Regions from separate parts of the Mus musculus genome. Here region 2 is linked to region 1. The links are chromatin loops, found by intact Hi-C in ENCODE. Cell type or tissue: heart. All regions are shown on one strand. Each heading gives the region's core, and the rest is flanking DNA. Links, peaks and the distances in the headings are about the cores only.

The links. Peaks named below come from ENCODE experiments on the same cell type or tissue, not always from the same donor. Only the 100,000 strongest peaks of a DNase experiment are listed, where the experiment ranks them.
Region 2: a loop joins it to region 1, with 2.2 times the contacts of the local background. A loop is called at or near these places in 3 of 42 quality-filtered maps.

What each region holds. Positions count from the first base shown.
Region 1 is chr9:62,976,896-62,985,226 of GRCm38, forward strand. Pias1 (protein inhibitor of activated STAT 1) reads right to left here and starts at 3,984. Exons shown (of 14, transcript NM_019663.3): 1 at 3,953-3,984. The coding sequence starts at 3,976. It overlaps Gm35574 (a long non-coding RNA gene), which reads left to right and starts at 3,619. Exons shown (of 6, transcript XR_379535.2): 1 at 3,619-3,632. In heart, for the core only: a CTCF peak has its summit at 3,979; a DNase peak (open chromatin) is centred at 4,086; H3K4me3 peaks cover 2,054 bases; H3K27ac peaks cover 1,653 bases.
Region 2 is chr9:63,070,215-63,078,545 of GRCm38, forward strand. No RefSeq gene overlaps it. Among named protein-coding and RNA genes, the nearest start is that of Gm35658, 19 kb to the right of the region's middle. In heart, for the core only: a CTCF peak has its summit at 4,108; DNase peaks (open chromatin) are centred at 3,937, 4,767 and 5,277; H3K27ac peaks cover 4,303 bases.

The sequences.
Region 1 (8,331 bases), core at 183-8,182:
AAAGCATTAGGAAGGTTGAGAACCACTGTTTTAGGGTATTTTGTGGTCATCTGAGTCTTTTTTTTTTTTCTCTTTAGTTTTAACCTGGTTTATTTTCTAGATAGAGTCTTGCCATGTAAGGCCAGGCTGGCCTAGAACTCACATTACTTAAATCTTAACCTTCTAAGTTACTAGGATTAAAAGCAAGGGAGCTGTCTATAAATAAATTAAATAAATAAATAAATAAAATTTTAAAAAGGCATGGTGGCAGTCCTTTAATCACAGCACTGCAGAGAAAGAAGCAGAGGCAGGCAGACCTTTGTGAGTTGGAGGTCAGCCTGGTCTACGTAGCAAGTTCCAGGCCAGCCAGAGCTCACAGAGAGAGACTGTCTTAAGAAAACAACAAATCAAAGTAACTACAATGAAACTGTCAGGTTATCGCTACCAAGATCACTTGGGCTGCACATCCTCCCCGTTTGAAGTGCCTTCACCTTCACAGCCTCCCAGAAATCATTTGTGGGTATTCCCCTAATGAAAACTTGAACTCTTCATAAGCAGAAGTGCACAGAGAACTCATTTTGATATGTATGACTCAATCTACTTTTTATTGGCAATATCTTCAAGCTTGCACTATCCCTACGGGGGCTTTGGATCTGTTTTTCCCATCTGATCTTAGCAGAATCACTATAGATTTAAAAGGATTCACTAAAAGGGCCATTAGGAAAATAATTATAAATACAATCCACTGCACAGTCAAATGTGGGCTGTGAATTGGGATAAGGAAAAAAAATTAGTGTTTCCTCAGCAGTTCCCATTAGAGTTCTGTATTTTCATTTAAAACTTAAAAATAAAAAAATCTAGGGTTCCCCCTAATTATTTAGACTTTCCCTATTTTATTAGCATATATGACCAATATCTTTCACACATCACTCACACAAACACATGCACACCCTAAAGAAAATATTTCTGAAAGGAATATATTCCAAACTTCACTGTACACACACACACAAAGATATGCATTCCTGTTATCATCGCCCCTACTCTCCAAAGCAGCAATACCACAATGAAGCCTTAGCAGGACTTTTACCACAGCTATCACCAGCTAAGTAATCTATCACAGCTCCTTTAAGTCTCAGGCACACACAATGACACACCAATGTGTCAAAACACTTATTATAATTTGAAAAATTATACAACAGAAACATAAGAGTGGAAAACAAACCCTCTGGAAATTTCAAGTAGCTTTTAGAGAGGGTGAAAAAATGGAGACCAGTTTTAGAAAAATACCATTTCCATTAAGTGTTCAGAGTCTGTGTGATACTGACTCATTTCTGTAAAGAGTAAACTTTACCTAACAAGACTCACACCAGGAATCTCATCTATCCCCAAAGGCACTCTTCTTTCTTTTTCCTTTTTCTTTATTCTATTTCTTTATTTTATCAAGACATGATCTTACTAAGTAGCTCTGCCTATCCTGGAACTCACTCTGTAGATCAGCTGATCCTCAAAAAGAGATTCACCTGCCTCTGCCTCCCAAAGGCTGGGATTAAAGGTATGGGGCCACTATGCCTGGCCCCGAAGGCACTTTCTTAAAATAGAAACAACAAAGGTACTCTGTTCTTTGCAGGTACTTTTCCCATATGGTTTTCAAGCCTTACTACATGGTCCATGTATAAAAAACTTGGCCAGCTATTTTTCAAATTGACTCCTAAAAAGTATTAGGAAGCAAAGATAAGACAGCAGCAACTCTGAAGAGGATGGGGGTGGCACATGCTTTTAATCCCAGCACTTGGGAAGCAGGAGGCAGGCAGATCTCTGAGTTCTGAGTTTGAGGCCAGTCTGTTCTATAGAGTGAGTTCCAGGACAGCCAGGGCTACACAGAGAGAAACCCTGCCTCAAAACAAAATCAAAAATAAAAGATGACAGTAACATAGTGACAGAAAAATAATTACATAAAATACACATACTTGAGCTCTGGGGTTTTTTGTTCGTTTGTTTTTATGCAAGGTGGTTGTCTCCAAAATGTTAAATTTCAGAGGCTTTCTTGGTGAAATCAATAGTCTGAAATTGGGATAAAAAAAACTATCCAAGTCAGGAATGGTGGTGAATGCCTTTAATCCCTTTAATCCTAGCACTAAGGAGGCAGAGGCTAGAGGATCCCTGAAGTTTAAAGCCTGTATGGTCTGTCTACACAGTGAGTTCCAGACCAACCTCAGCAACATAGCAAACCTCTGTCTTAAAAAAAAAGGGGGGGGGGGCGCTATCCATTAAGATTTTCTGTCTTAAACAAGTTAGTAATTAGAAGTAAACTTAAAAAAAACAAATACCCAAATCTTGTACAAAAATCTTGATATGTTAACACTCCAAAGTTACTAAGGAAAAAAAGATCTTCCAGTGAGGCTTTTACACACACACACACACACACACACACACAGGTGCACGGAAAGAAAAGTGTCCAGAAACACAGGTAGTGGTCTGCTTGTTTTAGAAGTTATTTCATTATAATGGGGAAAATAATAATTTTTTTTATTGATTATAAAAAGAATTTCTAAATCTCCCTGAGGATTTATAATTGCATAGCCCAATCTCCACTCTGACAGAGATGTGCTATAACCAGCTGTTTGGTTCGCACACAGGAAGCCAGAGAAGGGAATACCATGTTCAGAGCCTCTAAATAATATGCGTTAGTTAAGAACTGCCTGCCTGCTACTAAACCAGAATTATTCAAGCAGAGACCCATTTGTCACAATCCAATCATAAGGGTTCCACCAGCCCTCCCCCAACTGCTTGTGTAGTGGTATATGTGCTTCAGTAAAGGAGCCATCATCAGGTAAAGATTGGGGTGGGAGAAAAAGCGGGGGAAAGGGGGCACCCTTTCATCTAATTTCGCGAGGCATGAGTAATTGGTACAGTTGAGAGGAACGATGGAACGTTCTATTTATTGGAGGTTGGGGTGGGATGGGGGGTGGGTGGGAGGAGAATTTCGTTTAAATCAACATGGCCAGCAAGATGTCCCTAACAAACAAAAGGCAACGGGGGATATAAACACGAACCATTCACCTCCATCAGCTATAGCATCGCCATCATGGTGTGTTTAGAGACCCCCAAGGCTGCTCTCATCTGCCACACCAGAGACAGCAAGAGTGCAGAGAGGTGGCTGCATCCCCACCACCGCTCCCAAAAGCACACTCTTTCAATGGGTTGCTCCCCACCACCACACACACACCCTCCCCGGTGGCCCGAAATCAAGAGAGAAACAGTAACGTCCCGCCCGGGCAGACTCCCCCTGCAACCCTTTAGCCGAACCCCCAACGCCGGCTCCGGGCTCGCTAAACTTTCCAAGAGCTTCTCCCTCGTATTCCCTAGCCGATTGCCCCGGGATCGCGCATTCCCTCTGGCCGGGCACCCATTGACAGGCGGGCGGGCAGCGGCGGCAAGCGAGGCGGGGGCGCCTGGGCGCCGCGGAGGGGCGGGGCGGCCGGAGCCAAGTTCCCGGGGGTCCGAGCGCTGCGCCTGACAGGAGCCCGGGACGGCGAAAGAGGAAGAGGAAGCGGCAGCGGGGCAGTTTTCCCGATCCCCCTCTTCCCAGAGCAGCCTACACCCCCCCACCCCCTGGCTGCCCATGGGGGGGGGGGGGGGAGGCGGGCTGCAAGGTAAGGCACCCAGGCCCCGGGGACCGCCGCTGCCGCCACGTCCCGACTCACTCTCTCTTCGCCCCGCCACCCCCGCCAGAGGCGCCCACAACAATAACACGCCGGGGACGACCCGTCAGCGCCCCCGAGGCACCCGGGGCCCACGGCCCGCCGCAGCCAGGCCCCCTCCACTAAGGCCCGGAGCGCCTCTCCCGCCTACAACTCCAGACTCGGGTGGAGCCCGGCCCGAGCGGGCCCCCCAGGGTCCGACCCATCCCCCCGGCAGCCGCGGCGCCGTCTCCGCGGCCGAATATTAGAAGTGAATTCGAGCTGCGCTTTACCTTTAGTTCCGCACTGTCCGCCATCTTGCGTCTGTCAGCGCAAGCGCAATGAAGCTCGCCGGGGGCCGCGCTGGAACCTCCCCTCTAGCGGACTTGACTCCGCCTCCACCCCGCCCCTCAGCCTTCCCGCTCCGCCCCTGGCCTCCGCCCCACTCCAGGAGCTCGCTGCCCCGCCCCGGGCACGCACAGCTGCGAGACCCACACGCACTATTTAAATAATGGCGCCAAGCGGGAGTTTGACAGTTACTACCCCCTCGGCCTCCCCGCCCCCACACTGGCCGAGCCAGTAGCGCCCAGGGAAGAGGCCACATCTGGGGAGGTGTTGGCCTCAGTCTCATCCTTCGGCTGCCCTCTGAGCCCCAGTTGACTGAAGCCACGGCGCGCCCCCATGCGCAAGATGCGTTCTGCACCTGTACCCTACCCAGCTGCCGGTCGATCACAACTAGCCAATTAGTCAGTTTTGTCTAAGGAGAATTTGACGAAGCGTTTCTGGGTTTACGCAGATCCTCATGATGAGGCAGTTAGGCCAAAAAAGAAAAAAAAAAAAAAATATATATATATATATATATATCATTCCCATGGTATCTTTTCCGAAATAAAAGCTCTGAGGGGAAAAAGGGACTCTCCTAAACAGCATTTAACAGTAGTAGCTAAGGCAAATTCTGAAGACATTTATTCATCGCGTCACCCTGGGTAGTCAGAAATTAGAGAAGATCCCTGACCTGTCGCTCATGGGGTACAGATCTGTGAACTATTAAGATATAATTACTAATGGTGATGAACAGCATAGAGATTAAAAGGCTCACCAAGAGAAAAATGGATTGGGGGGGGTGGGGTGTGCTTAATCCCAGAAGGGTTTTCTTCACCTACATTGATATTTAGACTTACTCCTATCTACTAAAAGCTTCCTTCAAAACCCCAGCCTTTTTTAACTGATCAACTTTTTACTATCAAAATCCTCTTAACATTTGGGTTACTCTGAATTCAAGAAGGCCAGGTCCTGACCAGTGACCTGGATTATTTCACTCCCACATGCCCACATGTTTTACTCCAGTATCTTTATAGTTCCAACCCCCTTTCTTCAAGGAATCATTTTCATCAGCATATAAACATAACCAAAATTCCTTACTTAAATTTATGCTTCCTCTGGATCCAAAATTACCTTCAATGGGTACTCTATTTCTCCGCTTTCTTCACTGAATAAATTCACAAACAAGACTTCATTTTTCTACAAGTACTTGTTCCCATTTCTTCAGTGGCATTACCTCCAAACCTATCCTGAGGCAGCTCCACTGCCTGCCCTATCTTGAGCTCTCATCTACACCTTTTCGAAGCCCACTCTCAGTTCCCAGGGCTTACCTCAATTGCCTAGAGGGAACTGCTAACAGTTGATGTGATTGCTTTCTCTGGAAACAGAGTTCTTGAACTTTCCTCCACATCACTGCCACTGTCCCAACATTCCATTCCTGTCTCTTTACTAGGTAGCTTCCCCACCCCCACCCCTATTCCTCTCTCCTCGTCTCTCTCCCTCCTTTCCGCCCTCCACCCTTTTTCTCTCCTGAGTCTCACTATTCAGCCCTGGAATTTGCTATAAAGACGAGGCAGATCTCTGTGAGTTCGAGGTCAGCCTGGTCTACAGAACTTGTTCTAAGATAGCCAAGGCTACACAAAGAGACCTGGGGTAGGGGTAGGGGAACAAGAAAGGAAGGAAGGAAAAAAGGAGGGAAGGGGAAGGAAGGGAGAGAGAGAATAAGGAAGGGAGAGAGGAAGAAAGAGAGGGGGGGGGAGAGAGAGAGAGAGAAAGAAGAAGGATAGGAGATTCTAAGACTCAGCTGTGATCTTTATTCAACCACCCAGAGCTATCATTCAACTCTTGACTTTTGGTCTATAATATAACGATTTTCAAATATCTGCAGCTTAGACTGCATCACCAAATTCGAATCCAGGCAGGCTTAGGGATTCAGCTCTGCTTGTAGACTGTTTATCTAACTGCCTAACATACAAGAAGTCCTGTGTTTGACCTCTGACATTGCATAAAAATGGAAATTGTGGTACCTGAACAAAATCCCAGTAGTTGGGAGGTAAAAGATCCAAGGATTCCAGTTCCAGGCAAGCCTGGGCTACAGGAGATCCTATCCCAAAAGAAATAATTTAATTTATTATTATTAATTAATTAATTAATTAATTTTGCTTTAGAGAGACTGTGTGTTGTGGTACAGGCCCTTAATTCCAGCATTCCAGGCAGATCTCATGGGAGATTGAGGCCAGCCTGGTCTACAAAGTAAGTTCTAGGCCAGTTAGGGCTACAAGTAAAGCCTTGTGTCAAATTTAATTAATTGATTAGTTAGTTAATTAATTAATTAAAAAGAGGCTGAGCCCTAATGTTGCTAGCTGCCTAGTATCAACTCCACATCTCATCACCACCTCACAATCATCCTTGACCGCCAGACTTGCTCCTTCCCCAAGAGTCTCACTATTATCCAGCATATATATATATATATATATATATATCCAGTATTCTCAAAATGAAATACAGGGAAGCACCCTTACTCCTCTCTTTTTATTTCCAGTGTCCAGAGCACCCATGAGTCCAGCTATTAAAATATATCCAAGGCAGTCTATTTTGTTCAGTCTTCACGACCATCACTCTCTTCCAGACTACTGGGAGGACTACCTGACTGACAGAGTCCAGACTGACTCTGGCTTTCCTGACCCCCAGGCGCTTCTGTCTTCTTGAGCCCTGTATTTGGAACTGACCTAGATAGCAAAGGCTAGTAATCCTACAACTTGCACTATACTCACTAAGCTTTCTGTTAACAGCTGAGTATGCAATACAAAGACATGATCCCAACACTTTGGGGTGGGGTAGGGCAAAGCAAGAAGAGTTTCAATAGTTCAAGGCCAGCCTGGGTTACATAGTGAGTTCTAGGACAACTTGAGCTACATAGCCAGAATCTGTCCTGATTACTGATTGCAGGTGTGCACCAATGTCTTAACACCGGGAAGTTAAAATGAAAAACCTGATAAATCCAATTCCTCCCCACAGAAGCAAAGTGTTCTTTCTGTTTTGGGGTGAGGGGGTAGATGAGAAGTCAGCCCACACACCCCTGCACCACCCCTGCCCCGACACACTAAGGGACTTGCTCTACCATTGTGCTCAATGAGCAAAGCCTACTTGCTGGCTCCACACTCTTTGCTGAGCTACAGGGGCACAGGGACAGAGACCTGGCAAGCACAGCTTCCTGCCCCACAACCCGCTTAGTGGTTTCTGAGATCCAGCCCACATCTCTCACAAGGCTCTAGATCACGTCCCACCTTTTTTTGAGATTCCCTATATCACTTGTTTTTCTAGATGTTATGGCAAACTATCCGAGAAAAGCAACTTTACAGAAACAAGAATTACTCTGGGTCCCAGTTTCAGAGTGTGGTCCACATTGATCCATCCTGGTTAGAAAGTCATAGCAGCAAGGACCAATACAGTTGTAACAGATGGAGCATGAGACACCTGGTGACATGTATCAAAGTCAGGAAGCAGCCATTAGTGACTCTTGGCTCTCTGTCTCTCTCTCCCTCTCTCTGTCTCTCTGTCTAACTCTCTGTGTGTCTCTGTCTGTGTGTCTGTCTCTGTCTGTGTGTCTGTCTCTGTAAGGTCTTAGCACATAACCCTAACTGGTCTGGAACTCAAAGATCCATCTACCTCTACCTTTCAAATGGTAGAATAAAAGGCACACTCCGTCACATCTGACCACAGATTCGCATTTGAAATTCATAGCAATCTCCTCACTGTAATATCCTGCAAAATTAAAAAGCAAGTCACCCTCTGTGGAAGAAGGGGCAGAAAGAATAGAGCCCAAGCAAGCAATAGAGTACTATGGAACATCACCTTCAGGCAGGACAGGTCTGATGCATTCTTATTTATTTATTTATTTATTTATTTAATTTTATTTATTTATTTATTTATTTATTTTTTGTTTTTCAAGACAGGGTTTCTCTGTGTAGCTCTGGCTGGCCTGGAACTCACTCTGTAGACCAGGCTGGCCTTGAACTCAGAAATCCACCTGCATCTGCCTCCCAAGTGTTGAGATTAAAGGCGTGCGCCACCACCCGGCCTGATGCATTCTTGACCTCTTAGCAGCTATACTTACCTATAGGAGGCCTACACAAGACTGGGCCCAATAACATTCCATTAAGGATGAAGGGCACAGGGCCTTGTGAGCCAAGGTCTATGTGTAGTTAATGGTTCCTTGGAGAAGGAAAGATATTTTCTTCAGGGATATAGCCACAGCAAGTTGCCCATGTTACTGTATGTAAGTAACAGCTCAGCACTGTTCCTGTAAAGAACCCTAACAAATTTCATCGATGCACCATGAAAACAAAAT
Region 2 (8,331 bases), core at 43-8,042, 93 kb after region 1:
TGCTATGCTGTAAGATGGAGGAAGGCCCACAGGGTAGAACCCAGCAAGTGAACTGGGCCAGGTTTCTCTTCCCTCTTTACAAAGCCAGCATGGAGTCCCACCCTTCCTTCTGACTTCATCTGATCCCAATTACTTCCTTCAAATGCCATTAACGTATGAATTTAAGGATTAAATGTCCAACACTGGAATGTTTGTGGGATGTACTCACACCATAGTGAGCTAGCTACGTTTACTGAGAAAAAAGAGAAAAGCCGCTCTCAAACCGGTTCTCCCTTGTGACCTTCTCTCTGTTTTGTATATGGTGTCTATGTAACATTTAGTTATTTACTTATTGATTGATTATGTGTGTGTGGGGGGGGGATACATATGTCATAGAGTGATGTGGAGGTCAGAGGTAAGAGGTCAGAGGTCAGTTTTCTTCTTCTACCGTGTGGATTCCCAAAATAGAACTCAGGTCACCAGGCTTAGCAGCAAGTACATTCATGCACTAATCCATCTCATCTTAGGACTTTTTTTTTAGATCTTTTCATACTCTTTTAAAACGGTTGTTGTTGTTTTATAACCTATAGATTCCAATTTGTGCTGTCTGTATAATTTTGGTACAGGCCATCTACCAGACATGGTCCACCTATCAAGAGCCATAACATTCAAAAGAATCAGACTCCCTGGAAGCCATGAACAGTTCCTCGATTGGGGTGGGGCCCTTTTTCAGAATCTTGTAACTTACAAAAGATTTCAGTGAGCTCTGTCTCAGAAGGTTTTGTCCATCAGCATTTACAATTTTAGAAATGAAAGCAGAGATATATTTCAAAATGTGCATGCATTCAGTGATTAAAATAACAAATAAGTTCTTTACATCGCAACCTAAATCACATCTTTTTAAATAAAAGTTAACATAGCTCAGTGAGAAGACTGCACTATGCCACACTGCTGTAAGTATGTTTTAGTCTGTGGCAGCACAGAAGGCAACTGGATTCTTCAGTCTGCATCTGCTCCATTCTGCGGCAAGGAAGCAGTTGAAGTCAAGGAAGAAAGCCTCGCTTCACACGGAGAGGCAGCCAGAAAGGGGGAGTTATTTTTATACTCTCTTTAGATTGCTGTGGACACTTCCCGGCTTGTTTACCTAACTTAACAAGCAGTAGGTTCTCCAAGGTCGGTGACAATGTGTATTCTAGACTGTATCCAGGAAAGGGTCATCCAATTTTATTAAAACCTGATGGTTTTCCTCCTGCTTTGAAGGAATCTTTCATATAAGTATGATTTTGTAACTCTATGCCTTGAATACTGAGTTACGTAGGATGAATAGTAACACATTGTTAATAATATAAGACATCAGCACAGGGGACGGTCCCCTCAGTACACTGCTTGAGTGTCACTGGCTTCAGCTTTGCCCTTAGCGATCCTGTGACAATGCTTTTCATTTTTAATTAAAAAAAAAGGTTTTTGGTGTTTGTTTGTTTGTTTGTTTGTTTGAATCAGGGTTTCTGCCTGCCTCTGCCTCCGAAGTGCTAGGAAAGAGAGAAAGGGAAAGAGGGAGAGAGAGAAGGTGGGAGACAAGAGAGATGGCTCAGTAGTCAATAGTACCAGCTGTTCTTCCAGAGGACAGCAGTCCTGTTCCCCGCACCCACATCTGACTTCCCACTGTCTGTAAATCTGTAGCTCTACTTCCGGGAGCTCCAACACCATCTTCTGACCACCATGGGCAGGCACACACGCAGACAAAACACTCGCACACATAAATTAAAATAAGTGAATCTAAAGGAAGAAACCTTCATATGATCCTTGTTGGGGAGTTAAGAGACAGGAAGCCTCCTGAAGTCTGCGGGTCTGCCACTGCAGTAATCTCCAGGTTTAGTGAAAGGCTCTGTCCAAAAAGAGAGAGAGAGAGAGATTGAGGAAGACAGGAATGGTGAGCTCTGGCCTTCAAACGATAACAACATTACTAATCTCATTGTTCCTATGAGCTGGAAGCTATCCTGCTCTGCTGGCTAATTGAAGCTTTGAAATTCTAATGTTTTTTGCTTGAAAGACTGTATTTCATCATTAATAATAAACATTGTCAGTTTTCCTTGCAGTGATAAGCTCATGTTTTATTTATTGAGATAGGATCTAATGTAGCTCAGGCTAGCCTCAGACTCAATATAGTGTGCCTGGAGGATGACCTTGAGCTACTACTGATTCTCCTGCTTCGACCTCCAGTCTAGGATTACAGGCCTCCACCACCATGCCCTGCTTATGCCAGGCTGGGGATGGCACACGCTGTACCAACCAAGCTACATCCTAAAACAACAACAACAACCTTCAAATCTGAACAACCATAGTGTACCCATCAATAGTTACTTCAAATAAAACAGGGTGTTCAGCTGCAGCTCAGTTACTCAGGGGCTTCCCCATGTATCCTGGGCTAGCAAGGGGTGGGGAGATGGGGGTAGGGATTTGGAAAGAAGTGGGTTTTGCTGTCCTATTCATGACAGTGAATACAGCGTACTGTTGCAGTAGTAGGAATATTAAACAATTCTAGCTGTTCTGGATCTCACTCTGTAAACCAGGCTGCCCTCAGACTCAGAGATATGCCTCTGGGATTAAAGGTGTGAGCCACCACTGCCTGGCTTGCTCTCTTCTCTTGATATGTTGCTCAGGCAGGTCTTAAACTCATTATCCCCCTTGCTTCAGTCTCCCGAGTGCTGGGATTACAGGTCTATGCCCTAACACCCAGCAAAGGTCTTTCTTCAGGAACCTGGAGTGTCTGTTACTAGGCAGTGAGGTGGCACAATGCTTAGTGAGAGAGCTGGTGCCTCTGCTTGGATCCAAAGCACTCATAGTGAGTGAAACTTTCAACCAAAGTGTAAACATCACACTGTCGAGGAAACAGTCCCTTTGTTATTCTTAAAACATAGTTAGTCTCATAAAACCCCAAACTTGGTTTCAGATACCACCAAGAAGCTGCAGGCCTGAATTTTCTTATTTGTAGATTTAAAAAAGTACTTAGCTGGGAGGTAGTGGTGGTGCATGCCTTCCATCCTAGCACTCCAAGCAGAGGCAGGAGGATCCAAGTTCAAGGCCAGCCTGGTCTACAGAACGAGTTCAGGACAGCCAGGGCTACACAGAGAAACCCTGTCTTGGGGAGAAGGGAGGAAATAGAAACAAACAAAGAAACAAAAATGTATTTAGTGGTGAGGGAGAGATGGCTCAGCAGTCAAGAGCACTTGTTGCTCTTCAAGGATGCTTGAATTTGGTTCCTAGGAGCTACACTGAGCGGCTCACAACAGTTTTAACTTTAGCTCCAAAGATATGACATATGACATTCTCTTCTGGCCTCTGAGGACACTAGCACACATGTAGGACACACACACACACACACACACACACACCAGTAGCTGGAGTTGTGAGAAAGCACTTGTGTTGCAGGCATGAAGCCCTGGGTTAAGCACCTTGTAAAAATCGGGCTTTGTGACACCCACCTAAAACCGTAGAGGCAGGGGTTCAGGAGTTCAAGGTCACCCTTAGCTATGTGGCAAGTTTGAAGCTAGCCTGGGCTATGTTAAACCCTGTCTCAAAAATTAAATAATTTTTAAAAGTTTTAAATGCACACCCCAAGAGCTAAGGATGTTAGCAGTGGAAGTTTCCTTTCAGGTGGTGTCTGCTTCCACATCCTTCACCGTTTTATGAATCCTTTACAAGGGATGTGTATTTCTTAAGTAATTAAAAACACTAAAGAAAGAAAAAGGTTAAATTAAATTTAAATGATAAACAACAATTCCAATATACTCAGAGAATTTAACATGCCCTGTAGAACTAATTTTATCTTGAAAATATGAAGAGATTAGATACATAAAACAGAGAACTTAAATTATTAAAACAAAACCAAACAAACAAAACCCAGCCTGGGAGGAATCGCTGCTCTCCCACTGTGAGGCAGGAAGGAAGTTGAACCCAGCCAAAGCTGAGGCCCCAGGTGGCCCAAATGAATGACCCACGGATCCTTGAGGCAGTTTGAAGATAAATCTAAAACACATTCTCTCTGGAGAGCAACAGGATTAGATGCATAGAGGGATCTGACACTTTGAAATTCCCACTGCTCCCCCTGCAGAAGAAAGAATCAGACCTGGACCCATGAGCCATGTATTAATGTGAAGTTTCTCTCTGGTGCTTGCTGCTTCCCGGCTTGATGGTCTCCTCCCGGTAGCTAACCTCAGTCACCTCAGCCGACTTTTACATAATCTAGTGCCCTCCTGATCTTTTCATTTCTGCTTTCTACCTAAATCTCCTTTGTCTGAAGACCTCCCGATGTCAGTCATCCACACTCTAGCATAAATAAGTCTCCGCCACACACTTCCTGCCTTTTGCTTTGCTTGTTGGGCTGAGTTCTAAGTGAGTAACTGAGGTGTCACCCAGCGGCTGCTAACTGGTGGAGAGGGCTGGGATGTGGAAGAAGGCTCTTTCCTGGACTTCTGCAAAGCTGTCCCTCTGTGTGTGTGACATTAAAGTCGGTGTCCCAGGGTTCTATAAAGTAATCGGTTGGACTAGTGACTTTGAGGTGGCCCCGATTCTCAGAAATTTGTGCCCGAGGTCCTTAGGTTTGAGGCGGAGAAACTGGGGGAGACTTGAGGACCAGTATTGGGTTTGCAGCTTCTAAAACAAGAGAAGGAAGAGATGCATCCCACATGCTGCTGCTCACCGCCTCGCCCCACCTTCCTCCTGACCTGTGTCTCTAGAGAGAAGATCAAACAAAGAGGTTGTCCAGGGTGGTGGAATGTGATGTTTGGTTAAAGTCCCAGGCTGGCTATGATTATAGTCGCAGTGGCTGGGGAGACGCCCTGGGGAATGTGGTGGGAGGGGTTCCAGTCCCTGAGAACGTGTGCTTAGGAGCACACACACTCACACCCACATGTGCACATGAGCTGTTAACTCGGGCCTCAAGACCCACTGCTACCCCAGAGACACCTTTCTTGAGTGGTTTTCAGGAATGTGTGCTTTCGCCTAGGAAGACTGAAAAACTCCGTGAAGTAGGAGCCCACAAGTAGACCTTCTTCCCATCAGAGGAACATAGGATAAAAAGGAAAGTTAAACAAACAAATCAGCAGTAAGGTAGCTGACCCAACTCCTCCCTGTAAAGACAATAGGATCCTCAGCTCTGTGCCCCAAAGGCCTCTTCTATGTCTCATCCCACAGGCCTGATCCCAGGCTCAGATCAGAGCATCCGGTGCCTAGCAACAAGAAGGCATCTGGCCCAAGGGCCTGCACGTACACACTCTTATCGGCTTTAGGCCACACAGGACGCCCAGGAAGGCTAGAGGCAGGCTAGTGACATTCTTTCCACCAAAGGGACGTCAATAGGAGTCATCACCAACAGACTTCAAGCCAGGAATCAAGGGTTTTAGGTGATCCTAGCCTGCTCTGGGCTCCCAGGCTGGGGTTTAGTCTGGTGAGCTGCTAGTGGAATACTTTGAATGAGTTGGTCATGAGAGCAAGTGTCACTGAGCATGGTTTTGGCCAGGGCTGGGATGCCAGTGATCTGCAGCACCTCTGCCCTCAGCTTCTCTGTGATCAGTGACATTCCCCAGAATTCTTGGTCAAATGTAAGAGGTGGGGCAGCTGCTGTTCCTGTTTGTAAAGACACTGGGACACAGCTGGTTTGGGACTCAGAGTTTATGCTCTATCTGCCATGTGCCTTATCTGTCCTCCCCTCTGTGCTGAGTAGGAGCAGAGCCATTTTCCCAACCCAGTCCTCTCCTCCCTCCCTCCCTCCCTCCCTCCCTTCCTTCCCTCCCTCCCTCCCTCCCTCCTTTCTTCCTTCCTTCCCGCTATGATTTTAGATAGGGTCTCAGTATCTCACACTGTCTTCAAGCTCCAAGGATCACCTTGAACTTCTGATCCTCTTGTCGTTACCTCCCAAGGGCTGAGATCACAGGTGTGTGCCACCTTGCTCAGTTTATGCAGTACTGGAGATAGAACCAGGGCTTTGTGTGTGCCAGGCAAGCCCTCTACCATCTGAGTCACAAACCCAGTCTGAGCTCTACTCTTGTGTTGGCCACTTCATTGCTGTGACAAACGCCTGAGAGAAATGAGAGGAAAGCCTTTCGATACTCAGCTGTTGATTCCAGTCTTGTGAGTGAGGTAGGATACCATGGTGGATGTGTGTGTGTGTGTGTGTGTGTGTGTGTGTGTGTGTGTGTGTGTGTTGTTCTATTTCTGACCTCCAGGAGGCAGCAACACAGAAAAGATAGAGCTATGGATAAGGCAGACCCTTCAGAGGTACACTAACAGTGGCCTAGTCAGTCCCTACCCCTTAAAGTATATTCAACTATGAATTTAAAAAATGAACCCATGAATCTATTCACCTCCCAACAACCTGACAGTCCTTAATATGGGAGCTTCCAGGAACATACTCAAACAGTCCTCAAAGCCCATGATTTTAACCCTCAATACAGCCTTATGGATTGGGAGGGGATAGTTGTCTTTAGGCCCCTCTTCCTCTCTGCTTTTCCCCAGAGTCCCAGCATCGGCACTCATGATGGAAGAAGCAGACAGCAGACCTACTCAGCTGAAGGTGTGGCAATCTAATGTGATCCTCATTCAGGCCAGGATGTGGGTCGAAGCACTAAGAAGAATGCATGTTCTAGGTTCTAAGAGAGACAACATCTCAAAAACAAAATGGACAAACAGTAGCAAAGCAAGCAGACAGTAGCAACAACAGCAAAAATAGAAAATTACTAAGATAAATGACCTAACGAGCTGTTAGCTGTGTTGCATTGTAGTACTTACCAGTAATCCCCAGTCTCTTTGTCTCAGTCATCATGATGGCTAATCTCAATTGTCTTTTGATGAGATTAAGAAAACAAACAAACAATCACCTGGGAGACTGGCTGTGGGGGAAACTTGATTGGGTTCTTTGAGGCTGGTAGCCCTGCCTACTGTGGGTGACACCATTCCCTGGGCTGGGATCCTGGGCTATATAAAGGGGGAAAGGTGAGCAGAGCACAAGCATTCGTTACTCTGTGCTTCTTGACTGTGGATGCAGTGTGACCAGCCACCACACGCTATGACTTCGTTGTAATGATAGACTGTAACTTCAAACTCAGAGCCCAAACAAATCCTTTCTCCCTTAAGTTGCTTTAGTCAGGATTTTATCACAGCAATGAGGTAAGTAACTAGAACAGTCAGTTTCTGTGGCTTTTCAACAAAGTTTGAGACCTGGATACCATTGTGGTTGGGGTCTGGAAGGGGTTACAGACTGCCAACTCTGCTCATCTTACAAGGTAAAAAGAGTGCTAGTGTACTCTCTGGGGTCCTTTTTTTGTTTTCTTTCCCTCCTTCTTTTCTTCCTTCCTCTCTCCCTTCCTCCCTACCTCTCTCCCTCCCTCCCTCCCTTCTTTCCTTCTTTCCTTCTTTCCTTCTTTCCTTCTTTCCTTCCTTCCTTCCTTCCTTCCTTCCTTCCTTCCTTCCTTCCTTCCTTCCTTTTCTTCTTAATTGTGCACATGTGAATGTGTGTGCATGCACCTGTGTGTATGTGTGTGTGTTGGTATATCTGTGCAGGCCAGAAGATAACTTGCAGGAATCAAGTTCTTTCTTTCTACCACATGGGTCCTGGGGCTCAAACTTAGGTCATCAGTCTTGATGGTGAGTTCTGATGTAAGGATTTATGTACCCCTGGCTGGCCTTTAACTCACTAATGTAACAAAGTTGACCTTAAATTACTTATCCTATTTCATTTCTCTGATTGCTAGGATTACAGGTATGAGCCACCACACTTGGTTGGGACTCCCTTTCCTTTTATGATTTATTTATTTTTATTTTATGTGTATGCGTCTTTTTACCTGCAGGTATATAGATGCACTGTGTGCCTGACTTGTTCCCAAGAAGACCAGTCATGGTCTTCAGCCTCTGCTAGGACCCCTTTTATAAGAGCACAAGTCTGACTCACTAGGGCCCCATCCCCAGCACCTAATTACCTCACAAAGGTCTCCACTTAATCCATCCCACTGGGGTAAGGATAGCAACATATGAGTGTAGACATGCAAACACTCAGATCACATCGTGGAATTGCAATAGCATCCTTGCCTTGAGATCAGAGTCTCCCCCCCCACCCCCACCCCCCAATTTGGTGTGCTTGAGATAAAGCCATGCTGTGTAGTCCTAGCTGTCCATGAAGTCATAGTAACTCACCTGTCTCATCTTCCTGAGTACTGGACTTGCAAGTATGAGCCATGGTACCTACTGGGATGCAATGATTATCCTTACCATGCTTAGCTCATAAGGAGAATCCTTATCTTAGACTGTCCAGCATGCCGAAAGAGAATAAGGCTTCTTGCTTTCTTTCCTTCCTTTTTA